Regions from separate parts of the Mus musculus genome. Here all the other regions are linked to region 1. Evidence: chromatin loops called from intact Hi-C (ENCODE). Cell type or tissue: left cerebral cortex. All regions are shown on one strand. Links, peaks and the distances in the headings refer to the core of each region. The heading gives the core; the rest is flanking DNA.

The links. Hi-C counts contacts between places; a loop is a spot of excess contacts. Peaks named below come from ENCODE experiments on the same cell type or tissue, not always from the same donor. Only the 100,000 strongest peaks of a DNase experiment are listed, where the experiment ranks them.
Region 2: it touches region 1 in a loop (2.1-fold over the local background); 3 of 42 quality-filtered maps call a loop at or near these places.
Region 3: a loop joins it to region 1, with 1.9 times the contacts of the local background. A loop is called at or near these places in 2 of 42 quality-filtered maps.
Region 4: it touches region 1 in a loop (2.2-fold over the local background); 2 of 42 quality-filtered maps call a loop at or near these places.

What each region holds. Positions count from the first base shown.
Region 1 is chr4:24,734,207-24,740,157 of GRCm38, forward strand. The region is part of intron 4 of Klhl32 (kelch-like 32); the gene reads right to left. Among named protein-coding and RNA genes, the nearest start is that of Gm31436, 69 kb to the left of the region's middle. In left cerebral cortex, for the core only: a CTCF peak has its summit at 3,008; a DNase peak (open chromatin) is centred at 3,067.
Region 2 is chr4:24,786,779-24,792,729 of GRCm38, forward strand. Klhl32 (kelch-like 32) reads right to left here. Exons shown (of 11, transcript NM_001163020.2): 3 at 5,839-5,951. Among named protein-coding and RNA genes, the nearest start is that of Gm31379, 61 kb to the right of the region's middle. In left cerebral cortex, for the core only: no CTCF peak of the experiment used is centred there; a DNase peak (open chromatin) is centred at 2,713.
Region 3 is chr4:24,843,020-24,848,970 of GRCm38, forward strand. All of the region lies in intron 1 of Klhl32 (kelch-like 32), which reads right to left. Among named protein-coding and RNA genes, the nearest start is that of Gm31379, 5.1 kb to the right of the region's middle. In left cerebral cortex, for the core only: no CTCF peak of the experiment used is centred there; DNase peaks (open chromatin) are centred at 2,722 and 3,280; H3K27ac peaks cover 1,080 bases.
Region 4 is chr4:24,805,639-24,811,589 of GRCm38, forward strand. The region is part of intron 1 of Klhl32 (kelch-like 32); the gene reads right to left. Among named protein-coding and RNA genes, the nearest start is that of Gm31379, 42 kb to the right of the region's middle. In left cerebral cortex, for the core only: no CTCF peak of the experiment used is centred there; a DNase peak (open chromatin) is centred at 2,877.

The DNA.
Region 1 (5,951 bases), core at 1,247-5,246:
GAGGCACATGCATGCATGAGACCAGGCCTTTCACCTATTCTTACTATTTTTGAACAGCGAAAAAGGCAAGCTATATTCCTTTACTTGACATTGGGAAACAATGAAAATCCCATTGGCATCTAGCACCTAAAGCCATGGTAGCGGCTTCTGTAAGGGACGGACATAGTCTATGAAACATGACCGACTGTGCAAGGACTTCACTCACACTCAGGAAGCGTACTATTCTTCTTTTTCTTTCAATAATAAAAGGGGGAAAATCTTCCCAGAAGCAAATAACATCGATTTTTAAAAGAGTCAAGAAAGAAGAAGGATGTGACTGCTAGAACTCAGAACTTCTCTCTACGGCACTCTTTCCAAGTCTCCATGTAGAAAAATCCAATTATGTGGGAAAACGCTTGACAAGAATTAGGTGAGAAGAAAATGACTTTTTTTTTCAAAATTAAAAATATTGCTTTCTTTTTTTAAAATTGGGTATTAATTTCATTTACATTTCCAATGCTCTCTCAAAAGTCCCCCACACCCTCCCCCATCCACTCTCCTACCCACCCACTCCCACTTCTTGAACCTGGCATTCCCCTGTACTGAGGCATATAAAGTTTGCATGACCAATGGGCCTCTCTTTCCACTGATGGCCGACCAGGCCATCTTTTGATACATATGCAGCTAGAGACACGAGCTCTGAGAGAGGGGGCGGGGGGTACTGGTTAGTTCATATTGTTGTTCCACCTATAGGGTTGCAGATCCCCCCCAGCTCCCTGGGTACTTCCTCCAGCTCCTCCATTGGTGGCCCTGTGATCCATCCAATAGCTGACTGTGAGCATCCACTTCTGTGTTTGCTAGGTCTCGGCATAGTCTCACAAGAGACAGCTATATCAGGGTCCTTTCAGCAAAATCTTGCTAGTGTATGCAATGGTGTCAGCGTTTGGAGGCTGATTATGGGACGGATCCCCAGGTATGGCAGCCTCTAGGTGGTCCATCCTTTTGTCTCAGATCCAAACTCTGTCTCTGTAGCTCCTTCCATGGGTGCCTTGCTCCTTTCAAATGTGGATTTCAGGCTGCACCCTGCAGATCCTGAGACACAGCTGAAAAGACTTACAGGCCTTCCACCCTGCAAGCTTCTACAGGTATTGTCAGAGGAATACAGGGTCTTGAAATTAAAATACTAAAACAACTATTAAATAATCTTAATGCAGATCCCAACAGGCACTCTTGGCAAATTTTCTTCTAGAATTGTTTTATGTGCTACAGGCAGGGCAGGCGCATAAGGAAATCTGATGGAGACTTTTTCCATACAAAGTGACACATTTACCCCTGAAGGAACCATCCAAGGGAAAGCAGTTCCAATTAAGATTGCTGTCACTTCGCTGCCTGGTTGGATGCTCAGGCCTCTAGAGAAAAGTATTCTGTTGTGGAGAATAAATATAGTTTCAATCAAAATAAAGTGCTACATATATGCACCTCCCAACATGCTTCCTGTTCAGTATGCCATCTATGTTAGTGTTTAGAAATGACTAGAGGGCAGGAACTGTCATCAATATCTTAAAAATATTTGAGGAAGGCCTTTCTCTCTCTCTCTCTCTCTCTCTCTCTCTCTCTCTCTCTCTCTCTCTCTCTCATGTGAACTAATAAAAATCAGGAAAAAAATCCCTCAGTATGTAAGAACATGAAAACCAAGGGAGAATTTCCTTTGATTTTTTTCAACTCTTACTTGTGTGAGTAGTTTCGTATGATTGCCGTTATATATGACTATTCTTCATTTGTGAGAATATTACATTTTTTTAATTTCTAAAAGGCTTACAAATGGGAAGAGTTACAAAAATATTTCCTACTGCATATGACACTAAAGCTAGATCTCGGGATCAGAGCAAGGCAATTAGGACGTGTGTCGCTAAAGACACATTCTTTCCTGGACTCATGAAGCTAGGGCCAGAGTTCATGGCCACTGAAGAGAGCAAGGTGTTGCCAACACTACTTTTCTTTTTGAGCAGATTATATAACTGGCTCCTAGTGGACAAAGCTAGCAGTATTTAGGAAATAGACTGGCTTAAAGAAGGCTACAGGTGTCATTATTGTGTGACACATTGCTTCTCTTTCTACTTCTGGCTTTTAGAGCTTCTCTCTCAGGTTACAGGTGATGCAGCCGGAAACAGAGCTCTCTGGAAATGAAAATAGAAAACAGTCCGTCACCCTGCACACAGCATATCCATGACATTACTTGCTACACCCTGTTAGCCTGAGCGCTCAACAGGAAACCTATGGCCCTGAATTCTACTTGCTTACCTGCTGCCGCTAAGCTACTCAGTTCCTAGAGGTTATTCTAGAGCCATTGGGTTAGCTGTCTTACTTCCCAGAATTCTTTCCTTCATAAGCTAGCTTTGGTGTTACATGTTCTTCACTAGCTAGATGGATGATTTTGTCTGTCTGTCTGTCTGAAAACAATATCTGCCTGTTTCTGTGAGTGAGCACTTTTCTATATGGGAAGGAGGTACCATATCCCCTGAGTCCATCTTGTCTTTCTCATGTCTCTTCTATTCTGGACTGGTCTGCACTATGAGAAAGTAAGATGAAGGAGGCCAAAAACAAACAAACAAAAAAACAAAAAAACAACCAGGAACCATCTTCTTGCTCCCCAGGAGAAGTAAAGGCCAGTGTTTTCTTAGGTTCATTCTTCCTCCTTCTAAGGCAGATCGGTTTCCAGAGCAGGGCCAGTTACTTCTACCCCGTGGCTCTTCTCTGCTGCACTCCCAGCAGCTGTTCGTGACTGTGCAAGGACACCAAAAGGACTGCAGCACATCCTGAGCCTTGCTCAATCAATCTGAGCAGTGTGTAGACAGAGGAAGAACACTTGCCAATGAGTGCCAAGACAAGTCTATGCGTGTGAACCATGTGTTTGTGAAGGCATAGGAAGAGTGCATACATGTTCTGAAGAACTATTAGCATTGGGGGAAAATTTTGACTTTTCAACACTTCCTGGATGAAATCTGTGGGATGATTTTGAGAAGGCAGTACTCAGAACGGTGTGTAGGAGGAACACACACACTGTTGCACTTAGCAGCATTCATTCATCACGCCCACACTGTACTCCAAGACAGCGGCAATTGTCAGACACTTAAAATACCTTCATTTTATACTATGCTTACTACAACCGGCTAAATTTATGATCAACTGTCAGCACACAGTGTGTGTGTGTGCGTGCAAGTGTGTGTTCCTACATAGATATGCATGTACTTTATGTCTGATACACACTATATATATTTATATATGGTTAAAAACCATCACTTGAAAGTCCATAATGATCAGTCCCGATGAAGAAACTAAAATGCCATGCTTTCATTGATACTACCACATGCCAGATTCTTCTATGCTCGACTCTAATTTCAACTCCACGGCATGGGAAGTCATCTTTGGACGTTTCTCAGATATACTATAACACATTGGTTTGCCATCATCTGTATCCCAGTCTCAAGGCAAATTTATTACAAGGTCATTTTTTTGACACAGAGTTTCACTATGTAACCTTGAGTGACCTGGAACTTGCAATGTAGACCAGGCTAACCTCGAATTCACAGATATCCACCTGCCTCTGCCTTTGGGGTACTAAGATTAAAGGTATGTGCCACCAAACCTGACTACATAGTCATTGTAACGTTTAAGAAGTCAAAGTTCCTTGGATGCTATAAGAAATGCTGGCTCGTCGACCAGTTTGTAGCAGAGCAATGACACAGAGGGAACAAGAATAAAAACTCAAACAATACTGACATGAGAGGCACCCCCACCCATTGTAACCCAAAAGGAGTTGTTTTAAAGCCTCTCTAAGTACTTCTGTGCCTCCTTAGACAAGATGCTAACAAACATGGCATATCTCTTTCTTGATGGCATTCAGAAAAGGAAAATAAACCTGGAATTAGGAAATATCAACAACTAAGTCAAAATACACAGGGGAATGATTTTAGTCAGTCCATTGCACTTCTTTGGCCTGGTTTGGTTTGGTTTTCTGAGACAGGCTCTCTCTACTCCTGCTGTCCTGGAGTTTACTGTATAGACCAAGTTATCTTAGAACTCCAGAGATTCTCCTGTCTCTAACTGAAATCCAAGCTGTTACCCAGCAGATCTTGCTTCTTTTCAAGAGAGGCCACCACATTCCTCAAGGCTGTTTTACAAATTAGGTAAAAGAGAACGCATAAAGTACCCAGCCAGCACTATGCCCTTGCTCCTTCAGTGTTCTGAGAGACAGATGCTATCAGGACACAGTCTGAACAGCCAAGTTGATGCTGTGTGCCCTAGCTGCAATATCTCATTGTGACTACTCTCCAGAGTTGGCCTCTGGTCTCCAAAAAGAATAAATACAAGACCATAATAGGCTTGAGGCCTTGCGTTATTTTCCTTTTTTTTTTTTTTAAATGTCACTATATTTGCTACAAATATGCTTTCTATTACTTGGCAAACACCATGACCAAAAGCAACTTGCAGTGGAAAGGATTTATTTTATCTTACAGTTTACAGTCCATCATTGAGGGAAGTCAAGGCAGGAACTCAAGAAAGGAAGCTGGAGGTAGGAACAGAAGCACAAACTATGAAGAAATGATGCTTACTGGTTTTCTTGCTCTCCATGGTTTGCTCAGCCTATGTTCTACACCACCCTGAACCACCTGCTCAGAGCGGACACCACCCTAGTGCACTAAGCCTTCCCACACTAATCAAGAAAATGTCCCAAAAGAACAATTTGAAGGAGGTATTTGTCAATTAATATTCTTTCTTCCCAAATTGACAAAAATTAATCAGTACAATTGATCCCTTGCCCACTCAATACAAATGCTCCTCACTGTTAATCCAAGACCTTTTTCTTTCTTGTTTCTCCCTTCGATCTCATGTTAATATCACAATATAAAACAGAGTACAACTTTACCAATCCTACTTTAAAATTTCAGTCTCTCAAAATATCCATCTCTTTAAAACTCCACAGTGTCTTGGCTATAGGCTCCTATAAACTAAAAAAAAATTACTTACATACTTACATCTAAATGAGAAAAAGCAGAACACAGTAACAGTCAGAGGAAAGCAAAACCAAACAGCAGTAGTGTAGCTCAGTGTCCAAGAAAAGTCTTAAACACACTCCCTATCTTCTGAGCTCCAAGGACTCTACTCTGGCTCTGCATCCATACCACACACAAGAGGTAGGCTCCACTTCATACCTGCCATTGTCCTTGTTAGTCATCTCACAACACTGACATCTTAAGTGGAGTATTCACTATAACTGAGGTTGCACCCTCATCAATAGCCTTCTGGTCTCTCTTCAGGGACTGTGACCCTGACACATGACCCTAAGCTTCAATTTCCTTCCATGAAGAGAGCGAATGTAGATATAACAACAATTTAGATATCAAGAGAGAACTATACACATGAAATAATTTAGAATTAATGTATTAATTTATATATGTGAACCAAAAAGCATAAAATATATTATTTACAAACTATACTACAAAAATGTCTGATAGCTTTGTATAATAGCTGCCTATCTTAGTTACCTATGGCATAAACTTGGACTAGGCTAATCTTGAATCTGCATCCACCATCCTCGTTTGCCTTTGTTTGTTTTACTTGATGTATTGTGTTTTTGCTTCTTCTATTTTAGTTCTAAATGCCATATTTGTCCTAATTATTCTAAGTTATACATCTCAAACTGTACTGGATCAAGAAAAAGACTGAACAATAGTAAAATTTAAAAACTGTTCCATGTGTATAAGAGTTTTGTTTTCATGCCTGTCTATGCACCTCTTGTATGCCTGATGCCCACAGAGGTCAGAAGAAGGTATTGTATTCCCTAGGACTTGTTAGAGACCATCCAGTGAGAAAGTGATCCCTTCACAATCTCCTTGACAAGTCAAAGGGCCTTGTACTAAGAGCTGGTTGTCACACACACACCCCTTCCTCCTTATTCCCTTCCTAACACC
Region 2 (5,951 bases), core at 597-4,596, 52 kb after region 1:
ACACCAAAGCATGAGCCTGTTGACTCCTGAAGTCTTATGTTTCTTGAAACAAACAAGAAGCGTGTTAGCTTCAGAATCATGTGTCAAATACCACACTTTAAAGCATAAAAGTCTAGTTTATATCCCAGTATTTACTTAACTCCATAGAATCCTAACAAGGGAAAATGTGCACATAATTTACACATATTTTGTATATATACATTTAGTATCTAAGATCTTAAGAACTGAATTATACATGAATTACTATGAAAATTAGGAAACATTTCACTACTTTAATAAGTTATTTGCTGAGCACTTACAAAGAATGAGACAACATTACATTGTTGCAAGAGAAACAGAAGTTACCAAGGACTTCAAGACACTGTGTCTAGGTATTTCAATATCGAACATAAGATACAAGAGTAAACACATAATTCTAAATTAGGGTAGGTGGTTGGGAGAGGCTGTTCTTTACTAGTCTCTTAAACTTCTGCACACACTCAGAATGAAACGATGTTCTAGTTTGCCTTTTATTGCTGTGAAGAAAAAAAAAATAAAACAAACAAAAGAAAACCAAAAAACCCATGACCAAATTCAACTTGAAGGTAGAGAGTTTAGTTTATAGTCCATCATTGAGAGAAGCCAGGGCAGGAACTCAACGCAGGAACTGAAGCAGAGCATGAAGGAACACTGCTTACTGGTTTAACTCCATGGCTTGCTCAGCTTGCTTTCATATTCCACCCAGGGTCATCTGCCTAGGTGAGGTGAGTCGGGTGGGGGGTGGGGGGGGGACAACAACCAGTAGGCTGAGTCCTCCCATATCAACTGTCAATCAAGAAAAATGTTCCATAGACTTTCATCAGTCAATCTGATGAAGGCATTTCATCAGATAAACCTTCAGTTGAAGTTTATCTTCCCAGATGAGTCTAGCTTTTGTCAAGTTGACAAAAATTGACCAGGACAAACAATGACCATTTCTTTATCTAAGTTTTCCTTCCAGGTTTGCTTCTGTAACAAACAGCTTTGGAAGTGAAGCAGACATCACAGTCTGGAGCAAAAGGCAGGTTTACCAACAGACTTAGAAGAAAGGATTTCTCTTACTGGGGAATGAGAGTTGGGCAGGGATTCCTTGTCTCAGCCTCTCCTATACTAGGCTAACAGGGGCCTATTGCCCACCTGGTTTTTACGTTATTGGAGATCTGTGTTCTCATGTCTTTCTGCTTGTATGATAAGCACTTCAGCCATTGAGCCATCTCCCCAGCCTGCTTTCAAAAGCTCCATATCACTTTTAGTTGGCAACAGAATGTTATCGATACTATCTCTTAAATGAAAAAAAAAAACAAAAACAAGATTATTATTTGAAATATCTAAACCAATCATTAGCTGGCCTAAACACCTCTGCTAATTTCTGTATTATTTAAAGATTTTGTAAAGGAACTTTTTATATTACTTCATTTATGTTCTGATATTATAAATACAACATCTCTCTTCCTTTTCTTAGCTTCAAACCCTCCCGAAAAGTCATGGGGTCTTTTATATTAATTGCTGTTATATGCATATGTGTGTGTGCATATAATAAAGCCTGCTGAATCTATAGACTGTGACTTGTACATATATTTTCAGAGTTGACAGTTTGGTATCAGATAACAATTGACATGATCATCCTTAGAGAAGAGTATTTCTAGAAAAGGATTTATTTTTACATCATACTGAAATGTATACTCCTACTTATTAAGATTTAGACTGCTATTAGTCAAAACTGCTCTCTTACACTAATTGTGGGAGTGGCTATTGGGTTACCTTGGCCAATGAGAGATCAATATTCACTAATGCTATGTTTCAAAAATATTACTTAGTCATTGTGGTGGTGTGAATAAGAATGGCCCCCATAGGCCCATATATTTGAATGCACAGTCAACAGGGAGTGGCACAATTTGACAAGATTAGGTGTGGCCTTGTTGGAAGAAGTGTGTCACTGGAGTGTGGTTTGAGGTTTCAAAAGCCCATGCTGGGCCCAGTCTCTGTGTCTGTCTGTCTGCCTGTCTCTTTCCCTCCCCCTCCCTCCTCCCCCTCCCCCTCCCTTTCCCTCTCTCTCTGCTTGTGCACTAGGATGCAGCTCTCAGCTACTGCTTCAGCACAATGTGCCTACCATGCCTGCTGCCATGCTTTCTGACAAGATGATAACAGACTAAACTTCCAAACCTGTAAGCAAATCCCCATTTAAATGGTTTCTTTTCTAAGAGTTACTTTGCTCATGTTGTCTCTTCACAGCAATAGAACCATGACTAAGACAGCCATCAATCAACTGAAGCAACACTTAAAAAAATTTAAGAAAAGCTGAAATAAAAGGTATAGAGAAGTGGTCCCACTGCTCTTGCAGAAGAACCAAGTTTGGGTCCCAGCAGCTACATGGCAGCTTAACTCCAGGACCGGGGGATCCTGGCCCCTCTTCTGGCCTTCATAGGTACCAGGCACACATGCAGTAAACTTTGCAGGCAATACTAATAAATATTTAAAAATAAACCTCCTTAAAAAGTAGACTTGAAAAATGTATAGTCAGAAGTTAATCTCATTTCCAGTTAACAATTATCCAGGTTTTGTTTCTGTATCCATATAAAAAGGCATAGAGAATACTGGGCAAGAGTCAAACATGGATAGAATTAGAAGATATCAGAAGATGGAATGACACCCATGCACAGGGTGTTATAATCTCTGGGGCTAAACTAGGCACAGGAAGAATGCAGCCATACTAAGAGGGTGGTGAGTGTGGGAAGCACTAGCTACAGCAGCTAAGCAAAAGAGAAAAGTCTGCAGAGCAGAAGAGAGTCCAGAGTCCATTCTAGAAGAATAAAGTGAAAGCAAAAATACAACACACCAGAACCTGTGGGGCACAATTTAAGCAGTTCTAAAGGGGACGGATGTCTATATCTATAAGTGGTTTCATCAAAAGAGCAGAGAAATATCAGTTAATTTCTTAGTGATATACCTACCATAAGGATGTAAGAATAAGCCAAAGCCCAAATCAGTAAGCAAACAAAATATTAAAGATAAACACAGAAATTAATGACATAAAAAACTATGCAAAAAACCAACACTAGGACTGAAGAGCTGGGCCATTGGTTAGGAGCATGTATTCTGCTTGCAGAGAACTCTGACTTCAACACTGCTATCAGGCAGCTCACAGCCACCTGCAACTCAGGCTTCTTATCTCTGTCAGTAACCATAGATACATAAGCATGCCACACAGAGGCACATACATACATACATACATACACACACACATTAACAAAAATAAATCTTACTTTAAAATATCAACAAAACAAACAGCTGATTCTTTGAAAAGACAAAAAATTGAAAAATCCTTAGCCAAACTAACACAATTAAAAGATCCAAATTAATAAAATTAGAGACAACTAAGAAGGCATACCTGGTATTAGTAAAATTCAAAAGATTATTAAGGCATACTTTGAAAGTTATATTCTAATAAATTATAAAAATCTAAAATTGCAGAAATAAAGTTATAATTTAATAAAATATAGAATAAAATTATAATCTAATAAATTGTAAATTCTAAAAAAAATGTAGAAATGAGAAAATTTCTAGACACATATGGCCTACCAAATTTAAGCCAAGATGAGAGTTATACATCTTGATCTGAAGACAGCACACGTGAATGCCACACTAGATGTAGCTTAAGCATGTAAGACCTAACCCCCACAGTGACATACTTCCTCCATTAAGGCCACTCCTAGTGCCTTTCCCTATGAGCCTATGGGGGCCATTTTCTTTCAAACCACTACAACATCCCTCAGTGATAGTCTATATCTTGTAATTAATTTCTTTCATTCCCCAAATTAGTTTTGGTAAGTGGTTTATCAGAGCAATAGAACTCTAACTAGGGAAATCTTGGTGTTCATTACAGATCCACTTACATTATTAATATATATGCCAGCAACCAACATACTGCTGAGAAATCAGGAAAGCAACCCCACTCACGGTGCTTTATAAATAAATAAATAAATAAATAAATAAATAAATAAATAAATAACCAAGGACTAATCCTAACCGAGAAACTACAATGTTAAAAATGTGAGCACTTAAGAAAGAAAGCAAAGATGGAAAGATGGCAATGCTAGTGGGTTAGTAGACTTGATATCACAATATTATCAAAAGGCATCTACAGGTTCAACAGTTTCCATTAAAATGCCAATGAGTTTTTCACAGAAACAGATTACAAAGAAAGAAAGAAACTAGAAGTAGCAAGGTCTTAGAACACCTGATTTAAAGTTATACTGAAAAACTATTGTTATACTGAAAAACCAGTGCCAAAATACTATGGCACTACTACAAAAACAAACCTGCAAATCGGTGGACGAGAACAGAGGAGTCAGCTTTTTTCCTATTGTTCTGATAAAATACTCTAAGGAGAGAAACTGAAGGGAAAGAGGTTTATTTTAGCTCACAGTTCAAGGTACCCATGGTCAAGGCAGCAGGAACTGGAGGCAGCTGGCCACTGTCCAAAGGAGAGAGGTGTGCATTCCACTCTAGGGCTCGGTTTGCTGTCTCCATCTAATACAGGGTCCCCACCTAGGAAGCAGCCCTTGCCCCAATTAAGGTAGTTTTTTTTTTCCCCCACCAGCATATCCAAAGACCTATCTCCCAGGAGATTCCAGAGTCTGCCCAGTTGACAACACAGTAAGAGATGGGGGTTGGGGAGAAGGGAGCGATTAGGAGGAGTAAATGAGAATTGAGGGGAAATAACAGGAGGGAGAGACAGATGGTGAAAATAGATGATACATTTAAAAGAACTTGCTTTAGAATACATGGACAACAAGGGAGGAAGAGGACGAGGAGAGGGAGGAGGACGGGGGCAGAGGAGACAACAAAATGGCTCAACAGGTAAAGGACCTTGCTGTACAAGTTTGGCAGCCGGATTTGATCTCCAGACCCCATGTAAAGGTAGATGGAAGGAAAGAATCAACAAAGTTGTCTTCTGGCTTTCACATGAATACCTTGGTATGTGCACCCACACACATCATGCCTGCATCATATATACGCACATGCACACATGCACACATACAATAATAATGTTCTTATTCCACCTCTGTGTGGGCTGTATGTTTCTATGTCTGCATGAATATGGGCACATAATATGGGGATCTGAAGTTGAGGCCAGGAATCTTCTTCAATTTCTCTTCCACTTTACTTTCCCTTTACTCCATCTGAGCTCCACCCAGTACCCACCCACACTTGTATGGCTGCACTTTAACCACTTGGACATCTCCTCAGCCCCCAAATAATAAGTTTCTAAAATTAACAAACAAATGTCAAATGCCAGATATGCAAGTTAAGAACTGTGTTTATTATTTAGTTACTTTCTGAATCCTAAGTATTTACTCTCTAAGATTTTGTTTCCTTATATGTAAAAAATGGCAGCCTTTAATAGCACATGCATTCATTTGTACAAGGTGTTTGCATGATAATTAAATGAAATATAAATATAAAAGACCTCATCCACCCTGGTTATATCAGCACACATCACTCACAGCTGGAAATCAAATTTCAAGTTCTAGGAAAAAAGAACCATATCTTCATATGCCATGCATGTCACTGCCACACCATTCAGTGCTTGTTAAATGTATTAGTCAGATGCAACGGTCTGCTTCTCATTGCAGCCACCCAGCCCAGTCCAGTGAATGTCCCACCAGGGTCCTGGACTCAGTTCTGTCCAGGAAGGTACACAGGTTCTCAACACTTACAAATCTGCCTTCCGCCATGTAGTTGGCTCACGGCCTAGGAAAGATCAGGCTGTCCTCTGTGCACTGACATCCTAAGACAAACACATCCACCTTCACTTACCCGGAAGTAGTCACTGCAGGCTGCTAGGACCGCCTTGTGAGCGTGGAATTTCTGTTCCTCGGCGATCAGGGTCACGTCGCAGAGAATGCCATCACTTCTTTGCTGATTCAGCG
Region 3 (5,951 bases), core at 988-4,987, 110 kb after region 1:
CCCCAAACCCATAAACTGGGCAGTAATCTTGAAAGAGTCAAGGCACGCCAGCCTCCTTTGTATTCCTAGGTCAATAAGACCCAACAGATGTGTAAAATGCAGAAGAAAAAAAAATTACCCCTTCAAGGATGAGGGATTCCTAGCTGAAGGTCTGGGAACAAAAAGGAAGAAGTGATGCCGAGAAAATGTCAGACCCAAGCAGAAAGTGTTCCTTAGGGGAGGAGAGTGTTGCTGAGACTTGACAGAAAGCCTGAGGACCTTCTTTTCTTTGAGCTGGCAAGTTTATGACCTTTTCATAAACTTTACATACTCCATCATGAAAGGAAATTGCTAGTTGTCTAGAACAATGTAAACAATCCGAACCTGAGTCGCAGAAAGGCCAGATCTATCCCTGCCAGGTATTGCTGGGTGATAACAGATGGGGGCCCATCGAGAGCTCTTGCAGTAGAGTTCCCTAGTGGTACCCACTGAAAAGGAAATCGACCTTTCATCCTTTTTTCTCCCCACCCTGGGGTGCAGGGTTTGGGGGGGTGGGGTGAGGGTGGGGCAAGAAGAAGTTCCAGGGGCTGCACAACAGACCAGACATTGAAGTGACCAATTTCAGCAAGTCACATCATTATGTAGAGTGAGCAATGCCATTAACACCAGGATATGTTCCTTTCCCTGAGACCGGGAGAGCTCACTCAAGCAGCACCCTGGTGATGGGTTTCCTCTCCAAGATGGCACTCACGCCTAAGAATGAGACATTTCTTACAAGGTGCATGAAACTAAGAATCGGAAGGGTTAGAGGAAGGGAGGGAATTGATAAGTTGTGGGGTTTTGTTGTGTGGCAGGGACTGTGTTAGATGTTGCACTGAAGATTTCATAATTTGAGGGCAGCCCTGCCACATGCTTCCAGTTAGGAACTGAATCCTTAAAGCACCTTGAGGTGGTACCTTTGGTAGATAATTAGGATAAAATGAGATTATGAGATAAGGAACCTCGTGATCACGTTAGCAGTCATTTTTTTTGTTTTAATGATACAAGAAGAGATGCTTGCTGTGCCACAGCATGTGATGACGTCTGTCATGACAGGATGCAGCAGGAAAGGCTTCACTGGATTTTGGTACCAGGCCTTTAGACTTCCTAGTGCCCAAAATGTTAATTAAAGAAGGACACATGCTCCACTATGTTCATAGCAGCCTTGTTTATAATAGCCAGAAGCTGGAAAGAACCCAGATGCCCCTCAACAGAGGAATGGATACAGAAAATGTGGTACATCTACACAATGGAGTACTACTCAGCTATTAAAAAGAATGAATTTATGAAATTCCTAGCCAAATGGATGGACCTGGAGGGCATCATCCTGAGTGAGGTAACACATTCACAAAGAAACTCACACAATATGTACTCACTGATAAGTGGATATTAGCCCAGAAACTTAGGATACCCAAGATATAAGATATAACTTGCCAAACGCATGACGAAGACCAAAGTGTGGACACTTTACCCTTTCTTAGAAATGGGAACAAAACACCCATAGAAGGAGTTACAGAGACAAAATTTGGAGCTGTGACAAAAGGATGGACCATCTAGTGATTGCCATATGCAGGGATCCATCCCATAATCAGCTTCCAAATGCTGACACCATTGCATACACTAGCAAGATTTTGCTGAAAGGACCCAGATATAGCTCTCTCTTGTGAGACTATGCCGGGGCCTAGCAAACACAGAAGTGGATGCTCACAGTCAGCTATTGGATGGGTCACACGGCCCCCAATGGAGGAGCTAGAGAAATTACCCAAGGAGCTAAAGGGAACTGCAACCTTATAGGTGGAACAACAATATGAACTAACCAGTACCCAGGAGCTCTTGTCTTTAGCTGCATATGTATCAAAAGATGGCCTAGTCGGCCATCACTGTAAAGAGAGGCCCATTGGACTTGCAAACTTTATATGCCCCAGTACAGGGGAACGCCAGGGCCAAAAAGGGGGAGTGGGTGGGTAGGGGATTGGGGGGGGGTGGGTATGGGGGACCTTTGGGATAGCATTGAAAATGTAAATGAGGAAAATACCTAATTAAAAAAAAAAGAAACCATGGTTCTTTGTACATTACTACGTTCCTATATTCCATTATTAAAAAAAAAAAGATTAGGATGAGCTATAAGGTAGGTGACAGAAATCCCATTATAAATGCAAAACTGAGGTGCTGGAGAGATGTCACTTGGTTGTGAATCTCGGAGCCCAAAAGTACCAGATTTAGTATCCAGCCCAGGCTTCAAGACCATGACCTGCTTGTTCCAGTCTTCCTTGCACTTTCAATAGTAAGCCTAAAATAATAAATAATACAGTTTCCAAGTGATGATTTTAAATGAGGGATCAGAATTTGTCATAAAAAATTGCAGAATGCCTCCTCCACTGCTCTTATTGTCTGTGCCATTAGCATCAAATGTGTTCCCACAGAAGCAATCAGCTGGGATGGAACTGCTTATTCCATCAATATCCTGCACGCCAAGTCGGTTGTTCTGTCGGGGTGGGGAGGAGGGCGGTGGTCCTGCTTCTCTTTTACTGGGCCTGGCTCATCTGAGATGGAAAGCAGAATGTATCCTGCCTCAGATAAATGTGTAGGGGAACATTGAGAATCCATAAGATTTTCTTTCTTCATTTAAAAACGGTCTTACCAGGCTGGGGATTTCAACCTCGCGGCGGAAAAGCTATTTTAGACAGATGTACATTTCCTGATGCCGTCCCATATGTGGAGCTAGTATGCTTCCAAGCTGAGTTTGTAAGACTGTTACTTTATTTTACATTTTTTGGAAAAAAAAAAAAACTTCACCAAAATTTAGAGTGCCATATGTGTAAATCAAGAAATTAAATGCATCAGTGCACTGCAGTGTGCCTATGAAACAGGGCAGGGATGAACTAAGAATAAGATGAAGATGAAGCTTAAGCTTAAGAATAGAATAAGAGATGGGGCCAGTGCTTCCTCCTGCGCACCAAATCTTAGGTCAACCACTCTTGCAAGGCAGGTCTGGGAATAAAGGACCCAGTTAGAAATGCCAAGACCAGGAAGAAGATAAATGAAATTAATTCCATTTGTTAATTCCCAATAAGGAGAAGGAAAATGTTCTGGGGTAAATTCAGAAAACTGCAAACTGGAAGAAATGTTAAGCCAAGAGCATGGCAAGAGAATGCTCAAGCTATCTCCATGGTCACCAAAAAGCCTGGAAACCAGTCCCTATCCCTTATGCAAGCCTCTAGCTTTAAATGACATTTGCTATTTTACTTCGCCATCGTTGGCAGCTCTCGTAGCCAGTCACTGATGCAGTACTTTAATCCATGTGAAACTTCCACAGACTATCGCTCATCTTTCAGGTCTCCATTATAAACATGATAACTCTGCTAAAATCAAAACAGGCATTTGCAGGTCACTAAAGGTTTCCTTCTAGATTTGAACACAGCTATTCTAATCCTTGCAGAGAACAGGAACAAAGAAGCTAACATGAAGCTCACAACTCTCCTTACTTGTCCCACAGATGACATGAGCCTTTATTCAAAATACACGGACCATTACAATCTTGATCTGAAGGACTTGGGAGAAGAGCCAGTCAGTCAGTAAGTGTGTGCTTGCTTTGCACAAGTGTGAGGACCTGAATCAAGAACCTGAACAGCTGGGCTTTAAAAGAGTCATAGCAGGACATTCATACAATCCCACTGGGGAGGTGCAACTAATAAAGGATCGCTTAGCTGGCCTTTCTGACCTAGTGAGCTACAAGGTCAGGGACAGATCTAATGTGGTGGGTGAGGAATGACAGAAGAACACTTCTAACCAACACGTAGACACATCTCGTTCCCACACCTCCGCAGATGAACACATAAACAGGCACACACACACTTTTATCTGCAAAAATACCGAAATCCGTGACTCCCAGAAGAAAGTATTAGACTTCATTATCTAATTTACCAGAATCTCTTATCGCATTTATGAAAAATTATCTGCTTATTTGTTCACTTCCATTAAGTTCATATAAAATACCTGCATATACTTTTTTTCTCGTTTTTTACTTAGTTCATGGGGAATTCTATACCATATGCTGATCAAACTCATCCTGCCTCCACCAACTCCGTCCAGATTCACCCCCTTCTCCACTCACCCAACTTTGTATCCTCTTAAAAAAATAAAAAAGCTATTACGTGCAGTTTGTGCCCTATATGCTCTTGGGCAACAATATCATGAATGAAATTAGGGTATTTATCATTCTATGTAAAAATACAAACTTACCATAATACTTGACAAGAAAAAAAAAAGTGCTGGATCTACAGACAACACCAAGAGCATGCTGTTTGGCTAGTCCCCTGCCGTCGGAGCTTTTACAGAAGTGGGTACTAGACATGGATTGTCCTCCAAGTCTACAATGCCTCTCCTGATCTCTTTCAGCAACTTGCCTTCCATCCCAGTTCCCTCTTATGGATCTTGCTCATGTGTTTCTTCCCCTGGCTTCCCCCAGTCCCTCATCTACAATGAGCTCAGCACTTTGGCTCTAACTAGGGCTATCCTCTAGTTCCTATTTCCAACTTGAATAACTGGCAGAGCCTTTCACCTTTTAATGGATCAAAAGGTCTGCATTTACATAACCAAACCCAGCCAGCAATTACAGTCTTAATGCCTCTCCTGTAGGACTGAACTAATCCCTACAGTCAGATTTTTTTTTCTTGGCAAAAAGTTCCTTCATGTCTATGCTTCAATGTGATCCTCTGTGTGAGGGACGGGCTGATGCTGTGGGTCAAGCCTAGGGCTTTAACCGTGCTACACATTCTATTACTAGGACAAATTCCCAGCCTGGGATAGTACAGTTCTACTATACATTTAACACATAACTGCCTCAATTTTATAATTATGCATAGTATGTATATTCTATAACCTCGACTAGGTAACTAAGGACAAAGGGAACGCAAAGAGCAAAGGAAAGTTAATGGCTTAAGTTTTCCTTTCATTGTTCTAGTTTCATATTCTTCATCTATAACATGACAATAAGGCAGCATTTTATGAGGACACTGTACATCCAGCAGGAGACTGATGCAAAGTAGCATGTACACAGCGGGGGCTCAGAGCAACGCCTCTGGAAGCAACGGGATGTGTGTTCTGAGTCCTGGGGAAAGACATGAAATCTCCAGAGGACTCAGGACTGTGGCATCTTGCAGTATCCCGTGATGGGTTAATTACTTAATGTCTTAATAGAAAGTATGCTTTTGAAAACCTACAATGGAAGATTCTATTCTATTCTTCTGCAATGAGAATTACAGAGACTGGTTCTCGGACCTCTCACAAATGCAAGGTGTGTGGGCGCTTGTCCCTTAGGCCATAGCCTTTGCATACAGCCTATACACGTCTTTGCATTGCACGTGTTAAATACCTCTAGAAAGTTCTAACACCTAGCACAATCCCAACACACGTAAACAGCTGCTATGCTGGCCTTGACTAGTGAGGGCTGACAAGGGAAGGAAGTCCCATACGTGAAGTGCAGACACCATCACTGTTCCAAATACTTTTCATCTTTAATTGGTTTCTGGAACCTGTGCATACAGATGGCCAGTCATATACAGCTGACTTTTTATATACCTCTTAGTCCTGGATCAAGAAAAGAACAGGCCAGGAATTTAAGACATTTCAAACTATAAATGTTTTTGTTTCAACATATACAAAATTCTCACCAATAAGAGTTTTTGGTTTTTTGACACAAGAGTTTCTCTGTGTGGCGTTGGCTGCCCTAAAACAACCCTGGACCTATTGACTTAAGAATGGACTTAGAAAGCTGGGTGTGCATTTGAGTTCAGAAGTCAGGAGGCAGAGCCAAGTGGATGAGTTCGAGGACAGCCTGTTCAAGAACTACAGTTCCAGAATATCCAGTGCTATGCAGAGCATTGACTAAAGTCCTTAAAGTGTCTGTCACTTTCATGACAAATGTAGTAATT
Region 4 (5,951 bases), core at 593-4,592, 71 kb after region 1:
AATGAGACACATGCAGATGATACCTCTCTACAAAGCCATGCTAACTTGTGACATAAAATGTATTGCTTTAAATTTATAACGAACTTATGGAGCTAGCAACAGATAGTGAACTTTTAGTCAGGTACTGGTCTTAATGGAAGCACATGTACACACTTCTGCTATAACTCCTTATCAATTTGTAACTTGAATTAGTATCTTAACCTTCCTGTGAACTTATGGGGAAAAGGGTGCTTGGAAAACAATGTGACCAGTTATCCTGAGAAAGTATAAGACCTAAGAATCACAGTAAAAGAAAGGGTTTTTCTTTCTCTCAGCAGTAAAGGTTGGAGCTACTTTTTCATCCAGAATGACTGAGCTTTTTCTGCATTGCTGATTGCTCATTGGAGCTTGCTTGTTAGAGCTTTTGCTCCATCTGCCAAATGTATATATGTAGGTATAGCTGTGTATGTAAATATGCATGAACACTTGTGGAGTTGATGAGAGTTGACTGGCCCCAACCAGAGTGGGGTATGTGTGCATGTGTAAAGAATTGTTTTCTCTTCTTTTCTTCTCTGTCAGGTTCACAATGAGTTTCAAGTCTCTTGCCTGGTCAATGAGAGGCATTAGAGCTAGAGAAAAAAGCCTGATAACCATACTTTTTTCCCCCTAATCCCTGTTACTAACAGAGGAGTTTATTAACAGAAACCAGCAGTGTTTAGCCATAGAATAGGAAGAAGCCAGTGCTTATTAAAGCACAAATAGTAAGATTATAAGGCCAGGGATCGTCAGTCTTCAGCTTTGGTCCAGCTCTGTGTTCCACCTTAGTACCAAACAAACCACCAAAGTCAGAGCCAGCCTCCTGCAAATTTTATATATAGGAAATAAAAATAAAGCACAACAAAAGTGTCTTCTAGAGAAAAGTCATTTCCATCCAGTTTAGGGTTTTTGGGCACCATCTTCTTGTTTCATAGAGAACAGTAGCAGTGGTCAGAAGCATCAGACACATCTGCAGAAATCTAAGTGATGATAATTATGGTACAAGACTGTTTAGAAAACAGACCAGGCAAAGCAAAGACAAAGAGATGAAGGCCAGGGTATGTGAGTGCTTGCCTCCTATTGTCGACGGCTACGATGTCTTAGTTACTATTCTATTGCTGTGAAGAGACACAACAAGCATGGCGACTCTTATAAAAGAAAGCATTTGCTGGAGGCTGGCTAAGAGTTTCAGAGGCCTATCAATCTATTTACCATCAAGGCAGGAAGTGTGGCAGCCTGCTGGCAGGCAGGTATGGCACTGAGGAGGTAACTGAGAGCTTTACAATCTGATTCTCAGACACCAGGTGGGGGTAGGACTGAGCCTAAAAGCCCACTTCCAGTGACACACCTCCTCCAACAAAGCCACACCTCATAAACTTTCCCAAGTAGTTTACCAATTGGGGCATATCCATACAAATATATGAGTATATGGGGGTTATATTCATTCAAACTACCACAAATGATATAGTAATCAACATTCAAACCATGAATGCCCTCCCACTTCAAAAAATTCAAAACTGTGCTATATGGATAAAACCTGCTTCCTAAGTATAGGTTGTATATCCTCCTAAGGAATAGCTAATCTTAGGAGTCAGGAAAGTTTCTCATAATAGCTATAGTGTTGTAGAGAAATCACAGCAACTACATTATTTTGTTCCGTGAGCCAAGAGACCAATGATGATGCTATTCTAACTTGAATATGTATACTGCTTGGGTATTAGAGACACATAAATCAATATTCGCAAAGAACACTAGGAATGTTCTAGATTATTATTATTAATTATTATTAGACTGGTCATGGTGACATATGACTTAAATCCCAGCACTCAGGAGGCACAGGCAGGTAGATCTGTATGAATGTAAATGAGGCTTACTTCTGATTCTTTATGCTATGCATATATTGATGCTGCTTTTGTTTTTGTAGTCTCTGTGGTCTGAATGTTTCAAAATGCAACTGTCTGTGTCTTATATTTATATATAAATAACAGTTCTAAAAGTATAAATTATGAATTATAAAGTCAAAGAAACAAACTATTAACAAAAGTACAGTATGATTTCATTTTGTTACAAGAGGGAACTATGTTGTCTGGAAACTAGACATTTATAACTAACACAATCATGCTTATCTCTGAGGAAATACAAAGTGGTTTATTCATCTTGACATTGTGTGGTGGTTTAAATGTGCTTGGCCCAGGGAGTCACACTATTAGGAGGTGTGACCTTGTAGGAGTAGGCATGGCCTTGTTGGAAGAAGTGTGTAATTGTGGGGGTGGGCTTTAAGACCCTCCTCCTAGCTTCCTGGAAATCAGCCTTCTCCTATTTGCCTTTAGAACTAGATGTAGAACTCTCTGCTCCTTCTCTAACACTAATGTGTACACAGCTATTATTGGTGTGACAAAACAGTTGAGTAGAAAGGACATGGACAAGGAATAAGATAAAAGCTGCCATTTTAAAGAATATGACTTCAGAAGAACCTATTATTTTGTGAAATTTTCATCATATCCATGCAGTCTCTCAGACGCTGTATAGATTAAAGATTTAAGCTACAGAAATTAAAAATATCTTGTAAAACTTTTGTGTTTTAGATTGTAAAAATATCCTAGACATGAGATGTTGTTGAGGTGCATGATGTCCTCCTTAGAGGACATTACTTGATCAAATAAATAGTCATTTTCTGGAAGATGGTGCCCATTAAAGCATTGAAGAAGCAACACAGTTTGAGAGTGTAATTAGGAAATGTCTGTTTGAAACAAATTTATATCCATGCCTTCAAAGATAAACACATTCTCCACCTTTCCATCCAAGTTCTAGGCATCAGTCCAGTAGCAAAATAAAAGGAACTTAAGGATGCAAGAACACTGCCAAGTTGGAGGAGTACTTCTTACATGCTTGCTCCTGGCTTCCTTACAGAAGAAAACGGAAGTGTACACTAGCACACCCTCAGCTCCATAGATGAACTGAATGCTAGATAATAAAATAGCACAAACTAAAATTTCCTCAAAACTGGTATACTGGCTAGTTTTCTGTCAACATGGGAAAGGTACACTCATTTGGGAAAAAGGGAACCTCATCTAAGAAAATCCCCCCACCAGACGTAGCTACGAACAAGGCTGTAGAACATTTTCTTCATTGATGACTGGTATGGTAAACCTGGGCTCACTGTGTGTGTGTGTGTGTGTGTGTGTGTGTGTGTGTGTGTGTGTGTGTGTGTGTGTGTGTGTTTGTATGTGTGTGTGCACAACTTTTCTGAGATCTGTTCTCATTCAGTAGCTCTGGTTGGCCTAGAAGTCACTATATTGAATGAACACAGATCCACCTGCCTATGCCTCTGGATTACTGAAATTGAAGATATATATTACTGTGTTAAGAAGAAGAAGAAGAAGAAGAAGAAGAAGAAGAAGAAGAAGAAGAAGAAGAAGAAGAAGAAGAAGAAGAAGAAGAAGAAGAAGAAGAAGAATACACATATCACAAGCCACAATAAAGAAGGCTATGTGAAGACATATAGAGATTAGAATAATGCAGCCATAAACCCAGAGTCTTTTCAAAATCAAAAGCAGAGGTTAACTGGTTGCAAGTACAAACAAGCAGCAATGTAACAGGAGATGGTGTAGCCTTGCCAAGACCATGATTTCCATCTTGTACTACACAGTACTAGGAAAGAAAAGCCGCTGTCCTGTTTAAAGTCACTCAGTTTTGGCTGTATAGCAACAGCAGTGTGTTGGCCTCATTCTTAGGGCTCAAAGAGAGGAGACTAGGGGTCAAGGACAAAGAAAAGATTTTCAGCTGCCTCCTCACTTGAAGTCCAGGCCATATCCCTTCATTTTTTCTAAAAACAATTCTATGGGAGGCCAAGGATGCACCTGTCTTTTCTATTAGTATACCAAATATTGGATTTAGGACTTGTAAAAAAATTCAATGACTTAACATTCTTTTTTTCTAAGTATGGTCACATTCATGGGTAAAGGGTTAAGAGTTAAACATACCTTTGAGGGAGACATAGTTTAACTCCTTATAGTACCTAAAGGCAAAAGACCTGAACTAAAAGAATTCATATGAAACTCTCTGTATTAGCCAGTGCTCACAAGAGCATTGCAAACAAACAGTCCCTACATTCTTAATAAGTACAAAAGGTAATATTTATTAATTGGAGATATGACATGCTAGCCATGAGAATATAAAGCTATACAGGGCTCTTCTCCATGAGTCTTCTTTTGGAGTTAGATTTGAGATGAAAACATAGTTATGAATTAGGACACATTTATGGATGAAATTATCATCTGTCCTGATTCTAAAGTACTAATCTTGAGTAATTCAGAATGTAATTTTATATGGAAATGGAATCATTGCTGATATAATCAAGTATATGTGGTAAGATGGCTATTCTTGTCGACTTCACTATATCTGGAATTAACTAAAATTCAAATGACTAGGAACACCTGTGAGGGTTTGTTTTATAATTAAATCATTTGAAGTGGGAAGGCACACTACTAATCCAGATGGGAGGGTAAACATTTAACTCCAGATCATTTGAGGTGGGAGACTCTACTTTTAATTTGGACCACACTTTCTGTTGGCAGCCTACATAAAGGACATGGAAGAAGGAAGCTTGCTCTCTCTTTGCTTGTTCTTGCCCTTGCTAGCAAGTCTATTCTTCTTTGGGATTCCAGCATTTGCTCAAGACAAGCTCAGACATCCAGCCTTATGGATTGAACAACTATTGGATTCTTGAACCTTCCTTTCAAAGGCAGCCATTGTTGAATTAGGTGGACCACAGCCTATAAATCATTCTAATAATTTCCCTTCCTATATATTTATGTAGAGAGAATCACTCTATAAGATCTGTTATTCTGATGAACCCTGACTAACACACAAGGTTATCAAGATGGTCTCTGCATTGGTTAGTTTTGTATGGTAACTTGCCACAATCTAGAATCACCTGAGAAAAAAGCCTCAATTGAGGAATTACCTAGATCACGTTGACCTGTGGATATAGGTTATATGTGTGTGGGTGAATTTCTTTATTGTTAGTTGGTATAAGAAGGTCCACCCTACTGTAGGAAACAACACTCCTTGGGCAGTTGGTCCTAGACTATATGAGAGAAAAGTTGAGCATAATCAAGCCTACCTGTGAGTCAGCCACCCAACAGCATCCTCCATGAATGGTTCCTGCTGTAAACTGCTTGGCTATGAAGTGAGTTTCTTGATCAGAAGTATTGCTGTGTAGACTAGCATGCAGGACTGCCTTCAAGTTTCTCCCTTGAGTTCCTGCCTTGACTTCCCTGATAGATTGTGATCGTGAATTGTAAGCTGAATTAACTCTTTCCTTCCCTAAGTTGCTTTTGGTTAGAGTATTTTATCACAACAACATGAATGAAACTAGAACAGGCCACAATTTACTGTGAGCAATGTCTTTATAAAAGGGGTGAATTGATCTGGAGATGTACACATAGAGGGAAGACAATGGAAAAAGAGACTCACCCAAAATGCAAAATCCACAGCCAAGGAGTAGGCTTAGGCATCCCTTCATAGCCCTCAGTGAGATACAGTATTGTTACTTTGGAACTTTTGCCCCTGTGGTGATGTGAATGAGAATGGACCCACTGACTCATAAAGTTGAATGCTGAGTCACCATGGAGAGGAACTGTTTGAGAGAAGGATTGAAGTGTGGTGCAGTTGGAAGAAGTGTATTATTTAGGGTTGGAGTTTGAGGTTTCAAAAGCCCATTCCGAATCCAGTTTGTGTCTCCTTTTTTTCTCACTGAACATGGATCAAGAAGTGGCTTTCAGCTCCTGCTCCATTGCCATGCCTGCAGCCATGCTCCTGCTGTGATAATAATGGATTAAACCTCTAAAATTGTAGATGGTTCCTTTTATAAGTGTTGCCTTGGTCATGGTATCTCTTCACAGTGATAGAATGGGGACTAAGACAGAAGTTGG